Linked DNA regions of Homo sapiens: region 2 is linked to region 1. Evidence: read pairs that join two places in POLR2A ChIA-PET (ENCODE). Cell type or tissue: IMR-90. All regions are shown on one strand. Links, peaks and the distances in the headings refer to the core of each region. The heading gives the core; the rest is flanking DNA.

Evidence for each region. ChIA-PET counts read pairs that join two places held together with the same protein. Peaks named below come from ENCODE experiments on the same cell type or tissue, not always from the same donor. Only the 100,000 strongest peaks of a DNase experiment are listed, where the experiment ranks them.
Region 2: POLR2A ChIA-PET joins it to region 1 with 7 read pairs; 1 of 35 experiments calls an interaction of 5 or more read pairs at or near these places.

What each region holds. Positions count from the first base shown.
Region 1 is chr10:76,637,967-76,643,349 of GRCh38, reverse strand. No RefSeq gene overlaps it. Among named protein-coding and RNA genes, the nearest start is that of KCNMA1-AS1, 250 kb to the left of the region's middle. In IMR-90, for the core only: no CTCF peak of the experiment used is centred there; a DNase peak (open chromatin) is centred at 2,369; H3K27ac peaks cover 893 bases.
Region 2 is chr10:77,102,383-77,107,765 of GRCh38, reverse strand. The region is part of intron 9 of KCNMA1 (potassium calcium-activated channel subfamily M alpha 1); the gene reads left to right. Among named protein-coding and RNA genes, the nearest start is that of KCNMA1-AS2, 36 kb to the left of the region's middle. In IMR-90, for the core only: no CTCF peak of the experiment used is centred there; a DNase peak (open chromatin) is centred at 3,095; H3K27ac peaks cover 1,269 bases.

The DNA.
Region 1 (5,383 bases), core at 306-5,305:
TAAAACAGAAAAATCCTCCCTTTCACAGTGCCTATACTTACAAATATGTATTCTGTATTTATACAGCATATTAAAACCTAAAACCTACAGTAATGCAACATTAAAGTCAAGAAATGCAAAAGTGAAGGGTTTATGATGTTGTTAGCTTGCCCACATTGTGCATTCTGCATAATGAACCTCACCTTGAAATTCAAGCCATATACCATGTGGCTGAGTTCACCCCACCAGGCAAACCTTAAACCTTTTGCATTTTGTGAATTTCATTACCTCAAATTGCAATATTAATAACTGAAATGTGCAGCTGAGAAAATGCTAATTTTCTGCTTTTCCTTTCATTTTATTTTTTCATCTACTTTCCCCTCTAATTAAAAAAGTGGGGAAGGTAAAGAAATAGGGAGAGAGGGATGGGGGAAAGCCAATGGGGAGGAAGTCCACCACACATAGTCACAATGTCAGACAACTTTATGAAAGGGGAAACTGAGGTCAAGAGGGAGATTCAATTTGCCCAGGGTTACTCAGCTTAGGAGTGGCCTTGCAATAAGCTTCCCACTGTAAACTCAGGGCTCTTCAGCTTCATTTTCTTACTAATTCTTTTCTGAGGCCCCAAATCCAAATGGGGAAATGGATCCAACAGCAAATAAAGAAAAGGCAAAAGCCAAATTTTCTTTGAGCTTCTCCAACTACTTTTCTTTCATTCCACTGTCTGGTTTATCAACATCACTCTGATCTTGAAGAGGGCAGAATGACTTTGAAGTACTGGCATTCAAAGAAGGTTCATGTCACAGACCACAAAAGAAACGCATTCTCTCTTTGGTTGCATCATTCCCAAGCAGAAGAATAATTTAACTCACAAAATAGCCTGCATGGACAGAGCCCTTAGGGCTCCACATTATAATCAATAATATTCCCTTCAGCCAGTGAGCTGGCACCTTTACAGGGATGGCTGGTCCCCACTTCTTGTGGAGAAACAGATACAGGGTTCTGAGATGGAAAGCCTGGTTGACAGCCCTGGCTTCCCCTTGAGCAGCCTGCTGTCTGGGTCGTCTGGAAAAGAGAAAGGGTCAGTGTGACCTCCAGTCAGACTTTCCAATGAATCTAGACCAGGGCTGCCCTGACACTTGGCAGGCTCATAGAATCAACAACAAAAAAATCATATAGATGAATTTTTATTCCAAGAAATTTGATCATAAAACATATATTTGTCTGTTTCTTGATTAGAATGCATCTGAAGGCAATGCCAACTTGGCCCCAATGAAGGGATGAGGAACGAGATGAATAAAAATGGAAATGCAGGCTCCCACCCCAGAAGGAGATACTCCTAAATGTCAAGCATCAACTTCTAGAACTTCCCCCACCCAAGGGCACTGAGAGTTTCCTTCTAAGGGGAAACTTCGCTTCAAGACTTCACTATCCCTCACACCTTATACACCCGGGAGTCATTTCTGTTTTGTTATCCTGTTTGGAATCCAAATGCATTATTCTAGAATGTGCTGGAGGTCCCTCTGCCTGGGTCCTTGCAGAGGTGTTTTTGAGGAAGGGTGGCAACTCCAGGGCAGTGATCCAGCTCCTACCTCCATCACTGGGGGAATAAGAACCAAATGCTTCAAGTAGGAGGTGGGGAGAGGAGAAGAATGCCCCCAAGAGGGTTTGGCTTAGTTAGGGGACTCCTTTCCAAATGACCCAGAAACCCAGTGGATAGAGTGGAAACAGATTTAATGGGGCAGAAGATGAGGAAAAAGAGGAAACATGCAAGAGAGGAAGATGAAAGTCAGAAGCTAATGCCCATCAAACAGAAGACAGGAGGAAAAGGGATTTTCCTCACACCATCAATCCTGTCCAGAAGTGACTTACCCTTTCTTGGTCAGTTTATTGAATCCAAAAGTGCTTACCCCAGCCAACAGCATTCACTCTCCCTTCTCTCACCTCTCCCCTCAAGTCCCTGCTGTTCTCCCCCTAACAGATGGTATCACACACAAGCTTTTTTTTTTTTTTTTTTTTTTGCTTCTGATGCTAAGCATGATTTACAGGCTTGAGTTATTATTTATCATTATTCATTTTCTGTCAGCAGTGCATTGAAGGTTAATAGAAATGCCAGCATGCTCACTGATTTACTTAGTAAAATATTTGTTCCAAGGTTTAGGTCATATGATTGGTGTCTGAGTGAGTTTCAGGTTTATGCATTATGAAAAGCAAGATGACTTGACCTTCAGCCACTAACACTAGCACCATCTATTACTTTAGTGAGTGACCTTCAGAGACCTAAGACACAGTAGATGTATTCAACACATGTTAGCCTCCTCCATATTGCTGGCATTGTATACATACCAGCTGAGTTTATGCAATGTAAGCCGAGCCCTGGAGCCCATCTAATGAATGGGAGGCAGATGAGATGTAAACTTAGGCTAAACCAGATCCTCTTCTTAAGATAATAAACTGGATTTGCAGCCCAGCTGCACTGAGTGTCTGTATATACACAGGGAATAATTGCTTCGCATTGCCTCCTGGGCTCCTTGCGGCTCGGCGGAGAGAAGGATGCAGACAGAAGTGCAATTCTGAAGGAAATTTGTTTTAGATGAGCAATTAGACAGGGCTCCAAAGGAAGAATGGACTTGGAAGGACCCACTATGCTAGCGTCATTGTAATGTGGTTGCAGGCCGGGGATGCCAGGGAAGGGAGATGGTGAAGAAGGAAGAGACATGAGCCTTCTAATTAGAAGCTTGGAGCCAGGTTAGCAGAAGAGATTTAACTAGCATTACAGTGATGTAGAAAATAAAAACTATGTTAAAAGCAATGAGTGGGTAATTAATTTCTAAAGAGCCAGTTCTAATTATTAGTGTAGAGGTAATGCAGTATCACAGTGAAATGTGTTTAAGTCACAGGCCAAGATTTAGTGTGCATGAGTTTGAATCCCAGATCCACTGTACAAGTTGACTTAACCTACTTAAGCCCAAGTTTTCTTATTAAAACAACAATAAGGTACCAGGTCTTGAGGCTGCTGAGAGGGTCCATTGAGATGACAAATGTAATGTGCCTAGCACAGGGACTGGTGTCTTCACCAAATGTGCACCAGTTTTGTAAGTTTTGTGAATAAATGGCAAAGAGATTGCTGAGAGCAGCTGGCCAATCTTCATGTTTGAGGAGGGACTTGATCTGCCAGCGGCAAAAGAAATGATGTTTGTTGGAGGAGAAAAATGGGCTTTGCAAGAACAGAAAGCCTGCTGGATGCCCGAAACATGTTGCAACTCTGGGGTCAGAAACAAAGGTCAGAATGTTTAAGAGTTGGACTTTTTGTTTTCTATTCCTAAACTATGCTCTTTCCCTAAAGTTCTCCAAAGAGGTCACTAATGTCCCCTGTCACCAGCTATCACTTACTTTCAAACCCAGAGAAATTTCTTTAGGCCTTTAGAATTGCATCAGTCATAGTTTTAGAACTCCATGATCAACTGATATTTTCCAAGGAGTCTTCCCAGTCACTCCCCCGATCCATCCCCTCCCTTCCTTGTTGTTGACACAGGCCATTACCAGCTGGACTTCCCACCTTACAGGTAACACATGTGATGTCTAAGTTCATCAACTTGGATTTAAGTGACTGGGCCTACTTCAACTCTTTATGACTGCGGAAGAAAGTAGGTGTTTTGTTCCTTAAATTACTGCCTTTGATATCTGCTGAGCAGAGAGTTTAATACTCCAGAACCACATGCACATCTCCTGGAAGCAGCATGACCCCTCTTTCCCACATGTTGTACATTAAGAGAATAGTCTATATTAGGCAAGCGTCAGGGAAGGTGGCTTAACAAGCAGTGGAAATATCTTAACCAGAAACTAAACATAAGGCAGTTTTCTTCAAAGAAAGCAAATACTGGAAATGAATCCAGAGATTTACATCAGCGTAGAGGAGAAGGCTAAAATTATATTTTATAATATGTTATATATAATTATAATATATATTTATATATTATGAAATATATAAATAAAAATATATAATAACAGATATTTATGTTATATATACACATATATACGTATATATGTATATATGTACATATGTATGTATATATGTATGTATGTATATATGTATATATACATATATATGTATATATGTATATATACGTATATATGTATATATGTATATATATGTATATATGTACGTATATATGTATATATGTGTATATATGTATATATATATGTGTGTATATATATACACACACATACATATATATATATATATATATACACACACACACACATACTTTTTTAAATAAGAGACAGGATCTCTCTCTGTCACCCAGGTTGGAGTGCAGTGGCATGATCATAGCTCACTTACAAACTTGACCTCCCTGGCTCAAGTGATCCTCCTGCCTTAGCCTCCCAAGTAGCTGGAACTACAGCTGCATGGCACTAAGCCCACCTGATTTTTTATTTTCTTGTAGAGATGATGTCTCATTATGTTGCTCAGCCTTGTCTGGAACTCCTGGGCTCAAGCAATCCTCCCACCTCAGCCTCTGAAGTAGCTGGGACTACAGGTACTTGCCACCAGCCCTGGCTAGCTTTCATCTTTTTTGTAGAGATGGGACATCACTATGTTGTGAAGGCTGGTCTCAAACTCCTGGACTCAAGAGAGGCTTCTGCATTGGCCTCCCAAAGTGCTGGGATTACAGGTGTAAGCCACTCTACCTGGACACAATATTTTATTTGAAATAAGAAAAATTTTCCCTCACCGGGAATGCTGCAGTTGAACTAGATCAAATCCATAAAGAATGGAAGACTGCCCAGTGGTCATTCATTCACTCATTAATTCTAGATGTTAAATTTTCTAGGGTTGGGGAATGTGCTCCTACATTCAAGTCATTCTTGAATGTAGCCAAACTTCGTAGTTTAGCCAAACTTCGTAGTTTAGCCAAACTTCATAGCTAATAGACAAAGTTTGTAGTTTAGCCAAACTCTTCTAGCAGCAAAACCCATGATACTGGAACTCTGTTATTCACACTGGTCATTTGTAATAGAATAACAGAGCTTTAGCACTAGACAGGTTCTGAAAGATCATTGAGTCTAATCCTCTCCCTTTGCCAGTGAGAATTCTGAAGCCCAGATTTGTTGATTTGTGATTGATAGTGTCAAAGATAGGCCTAAAACACAGATGTCCTGGGTCCTAGAGGTGCTGTTTGCCCCTCTCCATATTTCTTCTGTTCCAGAAAACTCTTCTCCAAAACTGGCCCTAACAATCAGCTGATTATTGGGTTCCAGCTGCCCAGACTACAGGGCACCACTCTCAAAAGAACCACTTTTCCTCCCCTTGAACAAGGGTGGAAATACCAAGAAACCCAGGGTGTTTCAGAAACGTTGATGATAAAATATTGCAATGTAATAACAAAGGCAACCTTCAGAG
Region 2 (5,383 bases), core at 181-5,180, 460 kb before region 1:
AGCTGAAATTCCTTCCGGGCAAGAAATAGTATATTTCTGGTAGTTTAGGGTACTACATGCTATTCCTGCCAAATCTTTTGTTTGGCTTCCCAAATGTGAATGCTTTCTTCTCGGGAACTATTTTAGTGTGTGCTCAGATCACTTTATCACTCTCGATATCAATGTGCAGGTTCAATAGAGACCCCAAGGTTTTTTCCTAAGTAGAGGGCAGTACCTTACAACCTCAAGAGGAGAATGCCATGGGGGAGAGGGGGCTGGCAGCAGCCATCCTTTATTTATTTTTTTAAAGCTTTTTCTGGAGTAGTCACCTTTGTTTGTTTTTGGTTTTGAGGTATAACTTACATAGAGTTAAATGTACACATCTTTAACATATAAAGTGAGGAACTTGTACCTATGTACACACCCAGTCACTATCATCCTACCATCCGGATCAGGACACAGAAAACTTTCATCACTCATGCCTCTTCCCAGTCATGGACGTTCCTATCATGGAACTGTTTTGTTTTGTTTTGTTTTCCCTTCTCGTTCTGTTTCAAATGAACTCTTAAAGAGCTTCTTTTGTTTTTTTAAGAGGAAATAAAATCAGACTGGGAGCATTGTATTTCCCTCCACTGCTGCCTTCTCTTTTTGACAGTCAGCCGTGTGGGACAGAGTGGACCCTCCCCTTTGGTCAGTGAGTCCAGTGCTTCCTGAGCTCAGGTGTCCAGGCCTCTGCACAGGAAATGAGGAGGTGGACAAAAGGGCTCATTTTCTTGAACTACCCACAGGACACCCGTTTCCTTTCAAAGGCACAAAGGACAGTGGGCCAGAGGAGGCCAGTTGGCGTCTTTTCCGGGAGGCAGCACATCCCTCCATCTTCCCTCTAATGGAGCCCTCCCCTCAATATTATCTTAACAGCCCTGGATGAGGTTAGAACCAAGCTGTTCTGATTTCTGGGCCATTGGTTGGATCCAAAAGGCCAAGTAAGTCCAAAGATTCCCAGTGGTCATGTATCCCATGCCAAGAGGAAAACAGCATCTCAATTCATTTTGCCTTGAAGGTGTGGACAGGTCTCCATAAAGCAGAAGGCATTCTGAGGGCCTGGGGCTCTCTTTATGGCCTCCCTATCTTCTGACGTCTCCGCCAGCATTTCCCAATCACTGCCCCAAGAAGTCAATAAAATCAATTGCCCTGAAGGCTAAGTTGAAAATATTTCTTGACTTTCATTCCAGGTGATTTTTTTTTTTTAATGAAATAATTTTCCTAGTCAAATGTGGGTGAGCTGGTGGGTGGGCTGGAGGCCGGCAGCTTTCGGTGCCAGCTGACCCAGATGGGGCTCTCAGCCCGGCACTCACTCACTGCCCCCAGTCCGATCCGGTCATCTTTCACCCTGGCAGTTCCACTCAAACTTTCAGGTGCTGATGACTTCAGATCACAGACTTCCTGCCACTCTGTTCTGGCTCTGTAATCTTTTATCACCGCTTTTAGCCTGGTTTTCTCTCTCTCTCTCTCTTTCTCTTTTTTTTCTTCTCCGTTTATGAAAATGCACTTTGCTTTTAATGTTCTTTTTGGGTCCCCACTGTTCCTGACCCTGCAGACACAGAGTCCGTCCTGTCATCAGCACCGGGCCTGTTCACTACTTTATGCATTGTTTCCTGGTTCAAAAGCTAATTACTAAGTAGTTTAAAGAAGGCCTTTGGTCACTTAGATCTTTCATCAGAAAATATAAGCTTGGGAAAGGCACGGTAATAAAGGGCCATTAGCACCCTTTGTTTGATGTTGTTTTTCCAGTCAGTAAAACAAGATTGATGAAATGTTATGTTTGGCCAAATTTTGAGTTTTCATTTGGAATTCAGTGTTGAGAGAATGGGCTGTCAGAATCAATAAGTTTTCTTTCGCTTGGGATATGGGCATGTGGTAGTAATTAGCAATATAAGGTCTTTAGTTGAGCAACCAAGCATGGATTCTGGCAGCAAACATAATGAGAAACTACAGTTGTTCTATTTCTAACGTCAAAAAGTTTCCAGATAAAATTAAATGCATTTGCAAAAGGAAAGCAGCTAAACTTTGTTGAAAGATAAAGTTCAGACTCTTAAAACAGTGTGCTGTGCTCTGAGTTTTTGTGTATGCATAAGTCCATGTGCTCTGCCCATGGACACACACATACATGTTCTCTGCTCCCCAGGACCCAATCAAATAAATGCCCAGAAAGAAATTAGAATGTATACATAGTTAAGGGATTTGTTTACTTGTGCATATTTTATTCAGAAATGATTTCTCTAACAATATATTAACTTGTCAGAGAACTCAAGGTAACTCATGATCTAAAGCTACAGAGACATAAAACTTTGAAATTCAAAGATTATTTAAAGTACAAAATTTAGGCAGAGAAGATCAGGGTTTTGTTTGTACAACACCCAAATTCAGGATATTTGAGAATATGAAGATTTCATTGGCATTTCATTTTCAGTTTTAATCAATGTGTTTGGCATAATATAAACATTTCAAGTAGCATTCTCAAAGCCTCTTCACCATCAACACTATTTCAAGGGCCTAGAGTGCCTTACCCAACATTTTCATCACCTCCTGAAGGATACCCAGTCCCTGCAGTAGGTATGGGTAATTGTGCACATGTGCGTGTGTGTTGGCTATTTCATGTATGTTATGATGGATTGGAGCATCTAAGAATAGGGGTTTGGGTGTCCACAACCAAGGGTTCAGTGAGTAGCTGAGGCAGGTAATCTCTCTGAGTTGGAGGGATTAGAGCTCTCTGGGCTCTTGGGCTGATACCCTAAATCTTATTCATAAGGGAGCCCTCCTGCAGCCCAGCCTGCCTCCCAAGGCCACTGCCTCCTCCTCCTTTCCTTTGTGTAAGGTCAAAGCTGCTTAGAGACAGGGAAGGCCTGAGGGCTGGTGACGCTCCCATGGCCTTTGGGATCCCCAGCTCTCTCCTCCCTCTCACAGCCCCTTGCAGTTTCCCCCAGAGGTCTCCTCCCTGAGTGTGATTCATTCCACTCCTGGTTAGTTTATGAGAACTGACAAGATCGTGGTCCAAGGTCACATGGCCAAGGGCCATGGAAAATAATCAGTCACAGAGAGGAATCCATCTGCTGTAACCCCCTTGTTAGAGGGAGTCCAGCCGGGAGCCACCCAGACCTTGTGTTTCCCATGTTGGGACTTGAGTGACTCAAGTTTGAGGCAATCCTAGGCCCAGGTGTTTGGGACAGAGAGAATGGGATGGGTTTGGATTATTCTACTGATTCCTGGTAGCCAAATGCTGACAGGGCACACGAGAGGGGAATGAGTCATGAAAGACTAGATGTAGCCAAGGTGGGAGAGGAAAGTGAGTGTAATTAACTTGAAGGAAGGTCCTCAGGATGAAGCTGCTGAGCCGCCATTCTGGTTTGGGGAATAGTTGTCATGGACTAACCCGTCTCTTGCTCCAATTCAAGAAAGCTGCCTGTGAAACTTAAATGCTGTGGCTTCTCTTGGAACATTTGCCTATAGAGACAGGAGTGCCACACACTTCCTGAAATGAGAATGTGAATCAGTGCAGCCTAAAGCCCCAGGACTGCCTTCTCTGGCAATAGTAATACCTACAAATATTTGCATATTTCAGAATCCTCACATTGATCCTGTGAGAAAGGTATTACCATCATCTCCATTTGGAATGAGTGAAGAAACTGAGGAACAGGGAGGTTAAGTAACTTGCCTGACATCACGCAGCTAGTAAAGAGTTGGGCTGGGGTTTGAACCTGGACAGCCTGCTTCCCTGCGTCCTGCTGCCTCTCCATGTCATCTCTTGAGACTCCATTCTGCTCTAAACTCAGTGATCTCCTATTGTTTGTATCTTCCTCCACCTTTCCGTATAAGGGGAGCCAGAGTACCGTGCTCATGATGGAGAGGAAGAGAAAGGCATGAGCTTCACTTTGGGGCTGTCTCCTCTCCCCTCCTGCCCACCCACTACCCCTAAGGGTCCTGGCCCCAGGATTGAGGGGAAAAAGATGGAGAGGGGACAAAACCATTCCTTCCTTTATTTTTCCCATTTGGTTAGACTAGAATTCTAATTCCCTCTTGAACACTTCTAGCAATGAAAGGCTCTCAAGGACAGACAGATGAACCACACCTAAAGTGAGAATTGTGCCTTTTTTGTGGATTTCAACATTTTCTTCCCCTTCCTGGCTCCATCCTTTAAAGGTAGTTCCATGGAGAATTGTAGTGATCTGCTAAACTTGGACTTCCCTGCTGGGCAGATCTCACCTGCAGAGCCTTCTATACCCTTGCAGATGGAACCACCTGTTCCCTTTCACTCCTTAGTTAGTCTGCCGCACAGCACAGAGCAGTATCTGGAGGTGGTTTCTTCCTTATCAGTGAAAGGCACAGTAGAGCCCCACGTGACCAGTTCTGCAGGGTGCATTCTGTGTGTTTGTTTCATAGCTTTGACTTGGAATATTCACCCTCAGGAGCCTGTATCCCGCTGGAGGGAGTTAGGGCTGTCTGCCTTCAACCTCGGATGTGGTCTCCACATTGGAAAGAGCCTTACATTCAGAGAGATGGGGACAGTTTGTCATGCTTTTCTATTTAAATATGAAACTAGAGTACTTAATTATCTTCTTTATTGTAAATGCTCATATTTTAAAGAGGATTCCATACTTTAGAAGAAATAATTGAGTATTCAATAGTTGAGAACAAAATTCAAGAACTAAAAACAGCCCAGCACAGTTAGTGACCTGCCTCACTGTCCATTCCTGTGGCCCCTCTCCATCGGTTCATTCACTCACTCGGCAGGCAGGCATTCTCTGTGTTATGCATCAGGCATGATGCTGGGTTTTGTTGGGTGCTCAGGGTTCATTGGCGAACAAACTACCCTCGGAACCTGTCCTCCTGGAGTTTACAGTCTCAAGGAGGTTGCAAGCACTGAGCAAGGGTACAACTAAAGCAAATGCCAATTACACATTTTTAATGTGTGCTGCAAAACCAGAAAAGACTAAGATTCTGCAACTGAGAAAAACAGGGATTAGTTACACTGGATAAAGTAGTCCAAGGAAGCGACACCTCAGAGGAGGAGATGCTAACTAACGCTTGTTCAATGACCTTGACCCAGCTTGCATTACCCACTAAGCTGGGGGAGCTAACACTCTTGCTTTTAAAATCCAGGTTATGCAAGCCCCACTTGCAAACATAGGTCTTCAGTTCTACCTCCACTAGAGGAAGTCTTAAAAACTGATTGCTCGCTCAGACCCCAACCTGCCTGAGCAGTGCTTGCTTGACTTATCGGGAGATGGCATCCTGCGTATCTTCCCTGCTTCCTGATTATTGGGTTATTTTTAAACTCTGTGTCTTTCCTTATATCAGAATTTGGACTCTCCTTCTCACTCAGAACCTTTGTTCCTTCCTGAGAGCG